3 separate regions of the Homo sapiens genome follow, and regions 2 and 3 are each linked to region 1. Evidence: chromatin loops called from intact Hi-C (ENCODE). Cell type or tissue: psoas muscle. All regions are shown on one strand. Region 1 overlaps TMEM131 (transmembrane protein 131). Region 2 overlaps TMEM131 (transmembrane protein 131). Region 3 overlaps TMEM131 (transmembrane protein 131).

What was found. Peaks named below come from ENCODE experiments on the same cell type or tissue, not always from the same donor. Only the 100,000 strongest peaks of a DNase experiment are listed, where the experiment ranks them.
Region 2: it touches region 1 in a loop (1.8-fold over the local background); 4 of 110 quality-filtered maps call a loop at or near these places.
Region 3: a loop joins it to region 1, with 2.4 times the contacts of the local background. A loop is called at or near these places in 4 of 110 quality-filtered maps.

The regions. Positions count from the first base shown.
Region 1 is chr2:97,867,873-97,871,872 of GRCh38, forward strand. All of the region lies in intron 4 of TMEM131 (transmembrane protein 131), which reads right to left. Among named protein-coding and RNA genes, the nearest start is that of TMEM131, 130 kb to the right of the region's middle. In psoas muscle, no CTCF peak of the experiment used is centred here; a DNase peak (open chromatin) is centred at 1,749; H3K4me3 peaks cover 768 bases; H3K27ac peaks cover 3,755 bases.
Region 2 is chr2:97,923,485-97,927,484 of GRCh38, forward strand. TMEM131 (transmembrane protein 131) reads right to left here. Exons shown (of 41, transcript NM_015348.2): 2 at 3,942-4,000. Among named protein-coding and RNA genes, the nearest start is that of TMEM131, 70 kb to the right of the region's middle. In psoas muscle, no CTCF peak of the experiment used is centred here; no DNase peak of the experiment used is centred here.
Region 3 is chr2:97,930,074-97,934,073 of GRCh38, forward strand. The region is part of intron 1 of TMEM131 (transmembrane protein 131); the gene reads right to left. Among named protein-coding and RNA genes, the nearest start is that of TMEM131, 64 kb to the right of the region's middle. In psoas muscle, no CTCF peak of the experiment used is centred here; no DNase peak of the experiment used is centred here; H3K4me3 peaks cover 612 bases; H3K27ac peaks cover 2,918 bases.

The DNA of each region.
Region 1 (4,000 bases):
GAATAGGTTGTAGCCCAAATGCCAGAGACTGCCACTGTTCTTATGAAGATTTACAACATTTTTTTGAATGAATAATTTCCTGCAACTTTAATAACTTTTTAAAAAATAATTCTCATTAGTTAAAGTACTGTCTGTTGAGGTGGTCCATTGAGCTCCTTACTCCATTCTTAAAATCCCATGCCCTAAGGGTATATTTGCTTCAAGTATTCGGAAGCTCCATTGTTAGATGCATGCATATTTCGAGTTGTTATTTTTGTGTATCTAAATTAACCCCTCTATATTTATGTAATATCCCCCTTTATTCCCAGTAATAGTGCTTGTTCTGAAGTTTACTTTGTCCAAATTAACACAGCCCTTTCACGGTTCTTTTGGTTAGTGTTTACATGGTAATATCTTTTCCATCCTTTTATTTTTAACTTGTCTATGTCTATCTATCTATCTATCTATATATAAAATATTGTCTATGTCTTTATATATATACACACACACACATATATGTAGGTTTTCTGCTAGTTGTGTCTCGCTTTTTTATTCAATGTGACAATCTTGGTCTCTTAATTGATGTGTTTAGATTATGTATATTTAATGCAATTATTGATAGAGTTAAAGTCTATCATCATGCTAGTTACTTTATTTTTTTTACTAACTAGGAAAGCCGTGCCCACAGACTGCACTGGAGAGGTAGGATCCCACAGGAGAGTTTCTCTGCTTTACCCAGGGAAGCAAAATCCTGGCCAAAAATCATTCTGTGGCTGACGTTCTGTAGATTGCACATTATGAGGTCCACAATCATTCTGTGGCCTAACAGTTCAGAACAACAACAACAACAAAAAGTGGGAACAGGGTTTGGGTCCTGAGGCAGTGATAGATAGGTATCCAGAAAAGGTCTGTAAGAACATATTTGGAGTTAGACAGTAGAACTCCTCAAACCAAGAAGCACTCAAATTGTTGAATTCCTCTTGCCTCCGTGGAGACTCAGATCCTTTAAATGACAGGCTCATCAATCCCAGGTGGGGTTACGACACCATGAAACAATTAGGGAAATGGGTACAAACCACAAGGGGCCTCAAACTACAGCCACGATACTGCAGGAAGCTCAATCGATACAATATAGAAGATAAAAGTCTTCTTCCTCAAGCTTCATATAGACATTTACGTAGAAAACAACAGCGCACAGAAATAAAAACATCCTCCTTGCATCCTGAAAGTTCACCAACTGTATGCTTTCTTAAGAAAAAAAATGCTTTTACAATTCAAATAGACTTCAGGCTAACTGGCAACCATTCATGCACATCCCTGTGAATTCCTTCTCAATGTTTTTCCTTGTGTAACTTTAGTACAATCAATCTCAGCTAAGATAAAGAAGACAGGATACATAATGGACAGGTAATTTGGGGTATCCTTCAAGAAGACAGGATTGGAGGTGGCCTCCTGCAGGAGAGGGCTGTGGGGAAAAGAGACAAGTGTGGAAGTGCTAGGAGCCTGGAAGCAGGAGTGGATCAGAATGCTTGATCTGCAATGCTTCTGAGGCTGGCCCTGCCCTTTCTTCCAGGGATCAAAGAGGAAAGGCATGGGCCACATCCCATAGAAATGAATGAACCCTTGCTCAGAGGAGATGAGTCATCTACTTATGTTGTTCAAAGTAGCTTGGAGTAACAAGAACAGAGGGAAGCTGTCAGGAAGGACATCAGCAGGCTATTTTAGTCGTTGCGTGCTCAAACAGGGCAGGCTGCCTCTAGCTCTGGGCAGTCCACACCACAGGAAGCAAAGGGAGCGGGCACTCCTTGGACAGACTTGCTCACAGACCTCATAGGTCTGTGAACAGCTTGCCTTCCTCCTCACCATCCTCCGTTCCTTTGGTGACATGAGCAGAATCTAGACCATGGAAAGTACATGACCATTTGTAAACTCACAATGTGTTGCTTTTCTATACTATGTAACAAATTACCACAAACTTTGAGGCTTAAAGCAATGCCCGTTCATTATCTTACAATTCTGTAAGAATGCCTGGTTTATCTGCTCGAGGTCTCACAAGGAAATGCAGGTGTCAGCAAGATGTGTCCTCATCTGAAGCTCAAAGTTCTTTTAAGTTCATTCTGGTTGTTGATAAAATTCGGGTTGCTTTCAGTCTTTTGCCATATGACCCTACCATTTTCAAAAGCAGCACGAAGAAACTCTCTTGCATCCAATATCTCCCTTACCTCAAATACCTGACATTTCTGTTTCTGATTGCTAAAGCCAGATTTTAAAGGTTCGTGGATTAGGTCAGGCTCACCCAAAAAAAATCTATCTCAAAGGTCAATTGATTTGGGGCCTTAGTTACAGTTTCAAAATCCTCTATAGCAACACCTAGATTGGTGTTTGATTGAATAATTGGGAGAATGTATGTACAGGTACATTAGAGGCCAGAAATTTTTAGAATTCTGGTCTATCTTAGAATTCTGCCTATCATAAGCAGGATATATGACTACTTGGCTGAACAGGTAAAATTTAAAAATAAAACAAAGATTTCCAAATGCCTGCCAGTGCTGGTCCTGTTTGTTTCCATTACTGGCTGTCCAAAGACAGAAGTAGGGCCAAAAGGGACAGTGTGAGGTATTTATAAACCAAGCTGAAGCAGGCATACAGCTGTTCTCTGTGCTGCTGCAGCAGAACTACGAACTGTCCATATTTTCGAATAGTCTGAGGCTCAAAAGAATTAGAAAGCAGCAGCTATGAATTAGAGACTAGCTTGGAAAGTAAACTGCAATTTTGTGGTCAAGGGCAAGTTTCCTACACCACAGAAAGATGACACTGCAGTGCCAGGAAACAGCTGAAGAAATGGCTTAGCAACTGCCCTGAGGCAGACCTTATGAATGACAGTGACACAGCACTCTGTTAAGCATAGTTTTGGGCAGGAAGTCGGGTCAAATCAATATGCAGTACTTTGTACCACTCAATTACCGCAAAATACTACTATCCTCCTTTCAAAAACATTTTAGATTGAAGGCTGAGCTGGGGAGTTGATGTAAAATCTTTTATGGAAAGATTGGGTAGGTAGGAATTGAAAAGCTAAGAGGCACCAAGTATCCCTTTAGGGGGCCTATTTGATTTTCTTGGAATACCAAAAAGTCATCAGAGAAAAATGCCTTTCATAAACTAAATTTATCTTGACAATAAAGACATCTATTTTTAGCAATAGTCTATTCAACGTCCATTTTTTTTATAGCCATGAAGTACCTACTTTAACCTTCAGATCTGAAATCAAGATTTTCTGAATGTAATAATTATATAAGCCAAAGATTTTAGTAAACCAAGTTTCTACCCAAAGCATCTTTTACAGCCTGCAATGAATGTCTGGAGTGAAACTGCCTTTGCAAAATTAGAACAGTAAGAGAAATCTGACATAGTTGACGCCATCTTGCTTCTGACCTCCAAGCTGTCCTTTGTCATTTCTGGGAACAGGCAAAGCTAACTTTGGGAGGAATTTAGTTTATAGTTTAACATTAAAGCAAGGATGATAATAACCTTTCCCAAAACGAAACTGCTTCTGAAAACTAATGAAAAGCCATGAGGTTAGGGTTATCAGAGGGGCCTGAGATAACCGGACATTGTCTGGGAGATCATAAGGTTTCTAAATTTCCCAATCACTCCTGTAGGAAGCATTACTACTACAGAACCTAAGGTTGGTCTTTTGAGAGATCCTTTCAGATGTTTGCATTTCTGACAACTGGCTGACTCAACCGGTCCTGTGGCCCCCACCCAAAGGCTGACTCAGAGCAGGAGGACCATATTCCACATCCCTATGATTCCATCCTCAACCAATCAACATTCCTCATTCCCTAGCCCCCTGCCCACAAAACTATCCTTGTAAAACCCTAATCTCCAAGCCTTCAGGGAGACTGATTTGAGTAATAACTCTATCTCCTGTGTGGCTGGCCTCATGTTAGTAAAACTCTTTATTGCAATACCATGGTCTCAGTGAACTGGTTTTGTCTGTATAGCAGGCAGGAAGAATCCA
Region 2 (4,000 bases), 56 kb after region 1:
GGTGGCATGTGCCTGTAGTCCCCGCTACTTGAGAGGCTGAGGGAGGAGGGTCACTTGAGCCTGGGAGGTTGAGACAACAGTGAGCCATGATTGTGCCACTGGCCTCCAGCATGGGTAACAGAGCAAGACACTGTCTTTTTTTTTAAAAAAAAAAAAAAAAAAAAAAAAAGACAAAATTCTGTTTGTGTTTTCAACTCACAAACATTCTAGAGCTTGCTTTCCAAAATTTTAAAATTCTATTTATTATTCTGGCAGGATAGTGAAAAAAATACAGAGCTAGCTTTTTTCCTGACCTTTATCTTCATATAAAAAAGTTAGATTAGGCCGGGCGCAGTGGCCTAATCCCCGCACTTGGGGAGGCTGAGGCGGGTGGATCACGAGGTCAGGAGATTGAGACCATCCTGGCTAACACGGTGAAACCCCGTCTCTACTAAAAATACAAAAAATTAGTCGGGCTTGGTAGCGGGTGCCTGTAGTCCCAGCTACTCAAGAGGCTGAGGCAGGAGAATGGCGTGAACCCAGGAGGCAGAGCTTGCAGTGAGCCGAGACTGCGCCACCGCGCTCCAGCCTGGGTGACAGAGCGAGACCCCATCTCAAAAAAAAAAAAGTTAGATTAGAGGCCGAGCATGGTGACTCACATCTGTAATCCCAGCACTTTGGGAGACCAAGGCGAGAAGATGGCTTGAGGCTAGGAATTCAAGGCCAGCCTGGGCAACATAGACCTCTGTCTCTATAAAAAATACAAAAAATTGGATGGGTATGGTGGCATGTGCCTGTAGTCCCAGCTACTCTGGAGTCTGAGGCGAGAGGTTCACTTGGGCCCGGGAGGTCAAGGTTGCAGTGAGCTGTCATTGCGCCACTGCAAACCAGCCTGGGCAATAGAGTGAGACCCTGTCTCTATGAACTGTGTGGTCAGTCAGCTGTGGAGCTCCGTATGCTGGCCAAGTTCTGATGTGCTCTCTGGACCTCCAAGGTCAGGACATGGGGGTCCACTGGCCCTGTGGGGACAGGCATGCATTTTTTACCCCAGCTCAGCCACCATCTCCCTGCCTGTGGTACACCTGGCCCCTGTCCCCACCACATCCCACCACCTGTACAATGGGACCCTTGGGTACCATGCCATCAGTTGCTGGTGAGGCCCAGGTGAGTTCGTTCCTGTAATGCCCTTAGGAAAGTACCTGTCACCAGAAATTTTTAAAGCTCTCAAGGTGATTCCAATGCGGAGCTGGGGCTGAGATGCTCCAGGTTTTGAGGACTTTGGCCAAGGGCGTGAACCTCTTAGAGGAGGAATGGCTGGGCAATAATGGGGGCTTTGCTCACCACTTTAGCTCAGGACTCTCAACCCCCCTTTAAAATGAGGTGCAAAATAAATTTAAGGGACTTGAACTCAGGGAACACTTTTTTGTAGTTGTTGATACAGGATCTCACTCTGCTGCCCAGGCTGGAGTACAGTGGCACAATCACAGCTCACTGAAGTCTCGACCTCCCAGGCTCAAGCGATCCTCCTGCCTCAGACACCAGAGTAGCTGGGACCACAGGTGTGTGCCAACACACCTGGCTAATTTTTTGTAGAGACAAGGTTTCCCTACATTTCCCAGGCTGGTCTTGAACTCCTGGACTCAAGCGACTGACCCGTCTCAGCCTCCCAAGGTGTTGGGATTACAGGCGTGAACCACTGTGTCCACCCCTGCCTCTATTTTTTTTAAAAAGAAAGTTAGATTAGGAAGCAGATTCAGGTTTATTAAATTATGCTTGTAAATGAAAGAATCTTTTGTTATTCCATTTTATAATCTTTCAAAGGAACAGGTTAGAAGAGCCAACCATTCTGATCAGTTAGGATGGGAATGATGGTTTGAGATACCTGACCAGGGCATCCTGTGGTTATGGCCTTAATGTGGATTTCTTCTGTTGAGATGCAGATTCCTCAGAGTCCGTGTCATCTTAGGAACGGTCTGATCTTTACGTATTCTGGATGCTAAATCTTAGTCCAGCCAAACAGGAATGACAATGGCCAAAGCATCAACTATAGAAAACATAATCTATGGGGGTTATAATTTATATTCATAACAAGTGCAAACCCATGGAATATCTGAGAGCACTGCACATGCATCGTGCCGTGGAGAGTTTTGAAATTAGACATGGTGAGTATGGTACTTACTGGACACTGAATTCCTGCTCTAGCAATTGAGTACTACAGAATAAATTATTTAACTTCCATAAACCTAATTTTCCTTATCTAAAAATAAAGAAAACAAGTCTAATCTTTTTGGCAATTTTTAAAATTTATTTTTTTACTGATTTCTTATCAGTTGATTTTTGAGGATTAAAAAAATTACTATGAGTTGGCCGGGCGCGGTGGCTCACACCTGTAATCCTAGCACTTTGGGAGGCCGAGGCGGGCGGATCATGAGGTCAGGAGATTGAGACCATCCTGGCTAACATGGTGAAACCCCGTCTGTACTAAAAATACAAAAAAAATTAGCTGGGCATGGTGGCAGGCGCCAGTAGTCCCAGCTACTTGGGAGGCCTAGGCAGGAGAATGGTGTGAACCCGGGAGGCAGAGCTTGTGGTGAGCCGAGATCGCGCCACTGCACTCCAGGCCTGGGTGACAGTGCGAGACCCTGTCTCAAAAAAAAAAAAAAAAATTACTATGGCCAAGCCACATGAATGTACATGAATTGCAGATCTAAGAAGGAATGTTCTTGGGCAAAATTCACATTTTAAATAATGTAAAACAAGGTTGTTGCTTTGACACTCTCCCTGCTTTAGCTTAAATTTAAATTAGAGAAAGGATATATATTCTGCCATAGAAATGCTACATGTACATTTTTCTGTTCTAATCATAGCATAAGAAACCAGGAGTTATTTAAAATCGTTAAACCTATTGGTAAATTACAGTCAGAAAAAGATAACATTATGTCAAAATAAAAATTGTTTCTGAGAAACACTCTTCAACATTAAAATGAACAATTTTACATCTATTCAAAAGGGTCTTCTATTCAGCTATTTAGGGGCCATATACTACATTATATAGCATCTCAATATTAGACATTCTGTAGGAGTCTTAGGTTTTTTTGTGGCTTAAGTAACCAATTGATACTACTTGCCCTCAACATTTTTCTAGACCAAAATTACCTTTGCCACAGAATTCTGAGATCTCACCCAAGCTCCTGTCCAAGCATCTGAGCAGATCCAAAGACTATTAGTGAATCACATCCCAGTTCACAAGCTTTTCCATAGCCAACTCCATCTAGATACAAATTAGCAGCCTCCCTCAGCAAAAATACAAATCATGCTCCAGAATTTTTAGAATGGATTATCAACCTGCAACCTAGATGTCCAGTTCCTAACAGACACAAATCCTTCCTCAATCAATACAGAGCAAACACACTTAGGGAATTTTCCAGAAATTCAGTCCTGATTTGTCTGCCATCCAGATCCTATAAACAACCACCTAAAGGGAGATATTTAAAACATTTGTTCCCATAGGTTCTCCAAGTTCTCACCTTGAAACAGATTAAAGAACTAGAAAAAAGAGACTTAAGATCATTTTTTAGTAGGAAGGCTTTATAAAATTAGAGCTCATTATGTTCAGTTTTTATTCAGTTTTAAAACATACAAAGCTGACTCTAGGCAAATACTATGCAACCACTCTCTATTACATTTCTCAACACCTCTTACGTAAAGATAAGAATGATAATGTACTTATTTACAAGGTTTTAATACCACAATGAGTTTGCATTTTAAAGAAATATTTAATCTAAAAGAAAACTCACGTAACTACAGAGGTTTTTATATTACTAAAGACTCTACTGACCTATCTTCAAAGCTCATAAAATATAAATATATTTCAGATAAACCAATTACATTTTTAAAAGAAAAATAATAACCAGATATTATTCAAGGCTTAACAATAACTTGTCTACTTAAAAAAAAATTACCTGTAGTAGCCCTCCATCATCAAAACGCAGTACTTCTATTATGCTCTCTGACTGAACGA
Region 3 (4,000 bases), 62 kb after region 1:
GAATTTTTTGGTTATTCCCTACTGAAGACAAATTTATTAACATAAGAACACAATGAACTAACAAGAAATAACTGAACAGCCAGATGTTCACAATGTAAAAGACATAAAGTCAAGGCCTCTAATTAGAAGCTTTATGTCTAATTGGCAGAGGAAACCAACAAGAAACAACTGGAAACGAGCTATAGGTGGCTGCTATTAAGAGTTCCAATAGAACGACCACTGAATGAGTTCCCACCATTGAGCCAGAAGAAATGCTGATCTAACTGAAGAGAACTACATAAAGGCAGTAGTTTGGGTATACTGCTTTTTAAATCAGAAGCTTTAAAAATATATAAAAATTCTATTATGAATTATGAATTCATATTTTAAAAAGTATGAGTTATGTTAAAAATATGAATGTTAGTTAAAAAAATTAATAACAGCAGCTGATTATAAAGTCTCAAAAGGAAAATACTATGTTACACATCACTGGCTTTCCTTAAAAGATGTAGAGATAAATAGGATTCAACTCTGGCATAAAACAAATTAACGTATTTTGCTTTAAACAGCCAATTATAATACCTTTCAATTATATGCCTCAAAAAACAGAACACTAGATACAGACTTAATCATTTCACATGCAGTTATTAAGCTATAAAATATAAAATGTAACAAAAGTCAGTCAAGTTATCACATCTCCAGATTCAAAACCAGAACTAGTAACAGCTTCCTCTCCCAAAAATATTTCCCCTAATTTTATGCTGTTAATGAATCCCAAACTTTCCTGATGTTCCCTAGTTCAAGCATCAAACAACTGTAATTGAAATAAAAATAAACTAATAATTACTGATCACTGTTGTTAATATTCAAACTAACCCTATGACACAGACATTATGATCCATTTTAAGGTAAAGAAATACACACAGAGAGATATACTTAGCAAGAAAGTGGCTAGAGAAAAGTATGAATTCTGGCAATGTGAATCTGTGCTTCTAAACCCATCCCTATTTATTTTCAAAATAAACTTTACAGAATGCTCATGACTAACAGCACCTTTTAGCAACCAAATTTTTTTAATTGGGCATATATTTCTGACAATAAGTGAGGAAAGGAAGATTTACAAAGGAAAGAAAAGGATTTACATTTCTGGCTTTTACGATTCTACTCATATTTACTCTGAAGCTGGGCTCAGTAAGATCTACTTTAAGCTCCTCACACCGACCCACATCTCTAAGCTGTCTGTGAGTAACAAAGCCATTTATAATCAGTGTAAAAATGTCAATGTGTCAGTTGTTTCAAAATAGGAACACTTGCTTTCAAAACAGAAGTTCACAAACTGTTTACTTCCCTATTTCATTTAGTTAAGATTAAAAATATCTTTCACTTTAAAGACAAATCTTTGTCTACTAAGTTTTTGTTTTTCTTTTAGGTGAAGGTATTTTTCTGAATATTACAACTGATGAATAAATATAATTTGCAATTTTAATACATCTAAAATAACTCATGAAAAAAACAAATGCTGTAAATAACTAGTAGAAAAATTTATGCCATATTGTGGGGGGTGGTATCAGGCATTAGGAACCTAGGTTGTCATTGCATATCTTTACCTTCTAGCCTTCACAATCTCCTCACCCACAAAAGGAGAAGGCTGGACTAGTCAAATCAGCGATTTTTAAACTTTCTTCTACAAAAACTAGGAACAGAAGAAAGGGCCACACAGGCAGGCCTCAGGAGGGTCCCCAAAGCTGTGTTACAGAGTCACCTTGCCTAGCATGCTGTTGTTATGGCTGGCATCTTCTCCTCCTTCAAGTCTCAGCCTTGACCCCACTCACAGTGTGGCCCTCCTTGGCTTCTCAGAGCAGCCCAGTTATCCTCTATTATATTCCCTATCTTAATTCTTATCACAATCTGTAAAAGTTCCTGGTTTGCTTGTCAATAATCTGTGCCTAGAAGCAAGTCTGAAAAACATAAGATAAGAAATTCTGGTTAGGATAATGACATTGTGCTTGAGCCCAGGGGGCAGAGGTTGCAGTGGGCTGAGATAGTGCCAATGCACTCCAGCTTGGGTGACAGAACAAGACCCTGTCTTAAAAAAAAAAAAAAAAAAGACACTGCTATTTTAGAATTCAACATTGTTAAATACATCAATATCTCTTTTACAGTTACACTTGCTCAATATTTTGTTTCAACAAAGGGCTCAATAGCAATTTTAAAACATCCTGGACTAGGTCCACATGGGTCCCTTCGAGCTTAAAGACATTTTATGATCAAAGCTTTGTTTCTTCCCTCATTAGTTTTATTATCTGAAAAATGTAACATATACTTGTCTTCTTGCCACATTAGAAGTACAAGGGAACTCATATAAACCATATTTTAATTTTATCAAGACCACTCAATATCATCAACTTCCTAAAGAAGCTAATGCCCATGTTGTTTACTAAAACTCAAAATATAATCCTATGTAATTCAGATGTGCAGGATATATACCATACATCTAAAAAGATGAGCCAGAAAGGTTTTTCAAAATTAATTTTATAGCTAAAGACAAAATACCATAATTAATTTTCACCTTATCCTAAAGAATCTAAGTCATCTAAAAAGATCTGTAAACTTCAGTTATAAAATGTAGAACTAATGCTCAAGAACCACCAACTACTCTTAGCAGCTTCAGTATCAGAAAATCACTAAAACTCTGAAGCTCGCACTGCAAATGCTCTAAAAACTAAGCTATTACTGGAACTATAGCCCAAAACAGCAGGCCCTAGTCAGGACCTATATGATAAACCTAAATAGGCTGACTGTTAAAACAAAGTATTTAAATGCAGTCATGTACCATGTAATGTTTTGGTCAACGATGGACTGCATAGATGATGGTGGCTCCATAAGATTATAATACTGTATTTACTGTACCCTTTTCTATGTTTAGATACACGAAAACTTGCCATTGTGTTACAACTGCCTACAGTATTCAGTATAGTAACATGTTGTACAGGCTTGCAGTCTAGGAGCAATAGGCTGTATCATATACCTTAGGTATGTAGTAGGCTATACCACCTAGGTTTGTGTAGGTACACTCTATGTTAGCACAATGATTAAATGGCCTAACACCACTTAGGATGTTTTCCACGTTGAGTGATGCGTGACCATAGTACCCAAAGTCTCCAAACAGAAACACCAAGTGTCCATCACAGATGAATGGATCAACATGGCAGTTACATAATGAAATATTATTCAGCCACAAAAAAGAATGAAATTCTGATATATGCTACAACATGGATGGACCTTGAAAATATTATAGTAAGTGAAATAAGCTAGACAAAAAAGGGCAAATACTGTGCTTCTACTCACATGAAAAATGTAGAATAAGCAAATTCACGGGGACAGAAAGTAGATTAGAGGTTACTGGGCAACAGGGTAGGGGGAAGTGAGGAGTTGTGGCTTAATGGTTACTGAGTCTCTAGGGTAATGAAAAAAGAATGGTGGTGTTTGTATAACATTGTGATTAATGCTACTGAATTGTACACTTAAAATAGTTATAAATGCTGAATTTTATGCTACATACATGTTATTTTAAAAACTACAAAACTCATTAACTTAGACAAAAAAAAAATTACAAATTGAACCCAGCAATGTATAAAATTATGCATCACGACCAAGTGACTTTTACTCAAGGTATGCAAGACTCACCCAAAATTCAAAAACTGATCATTGTAATTCACCCCATCAACAGGCTAAAGAGGAAAAACACATGATCATATCAACTGACACAGAAAAAGTATTTGACAAAACCGAACACCTCTTCATGATAAAAACTCTCAAGAAGATAGGAGAAATGTAGAACTACCTCAATCTCAACCTCTAGGTAATATCCTTCTTACCAGTAAAAGACTGAATATATAGGCCCTGAGACTGGGAACATGTCAAGGATGTGGCTCTCACTCTATTCAACATGTGCTAGAAGTTCTGGCCACTTTAACAAGGCAAGGAAAAAAAAAAGACGAACACACTGGAAAGGAAATAA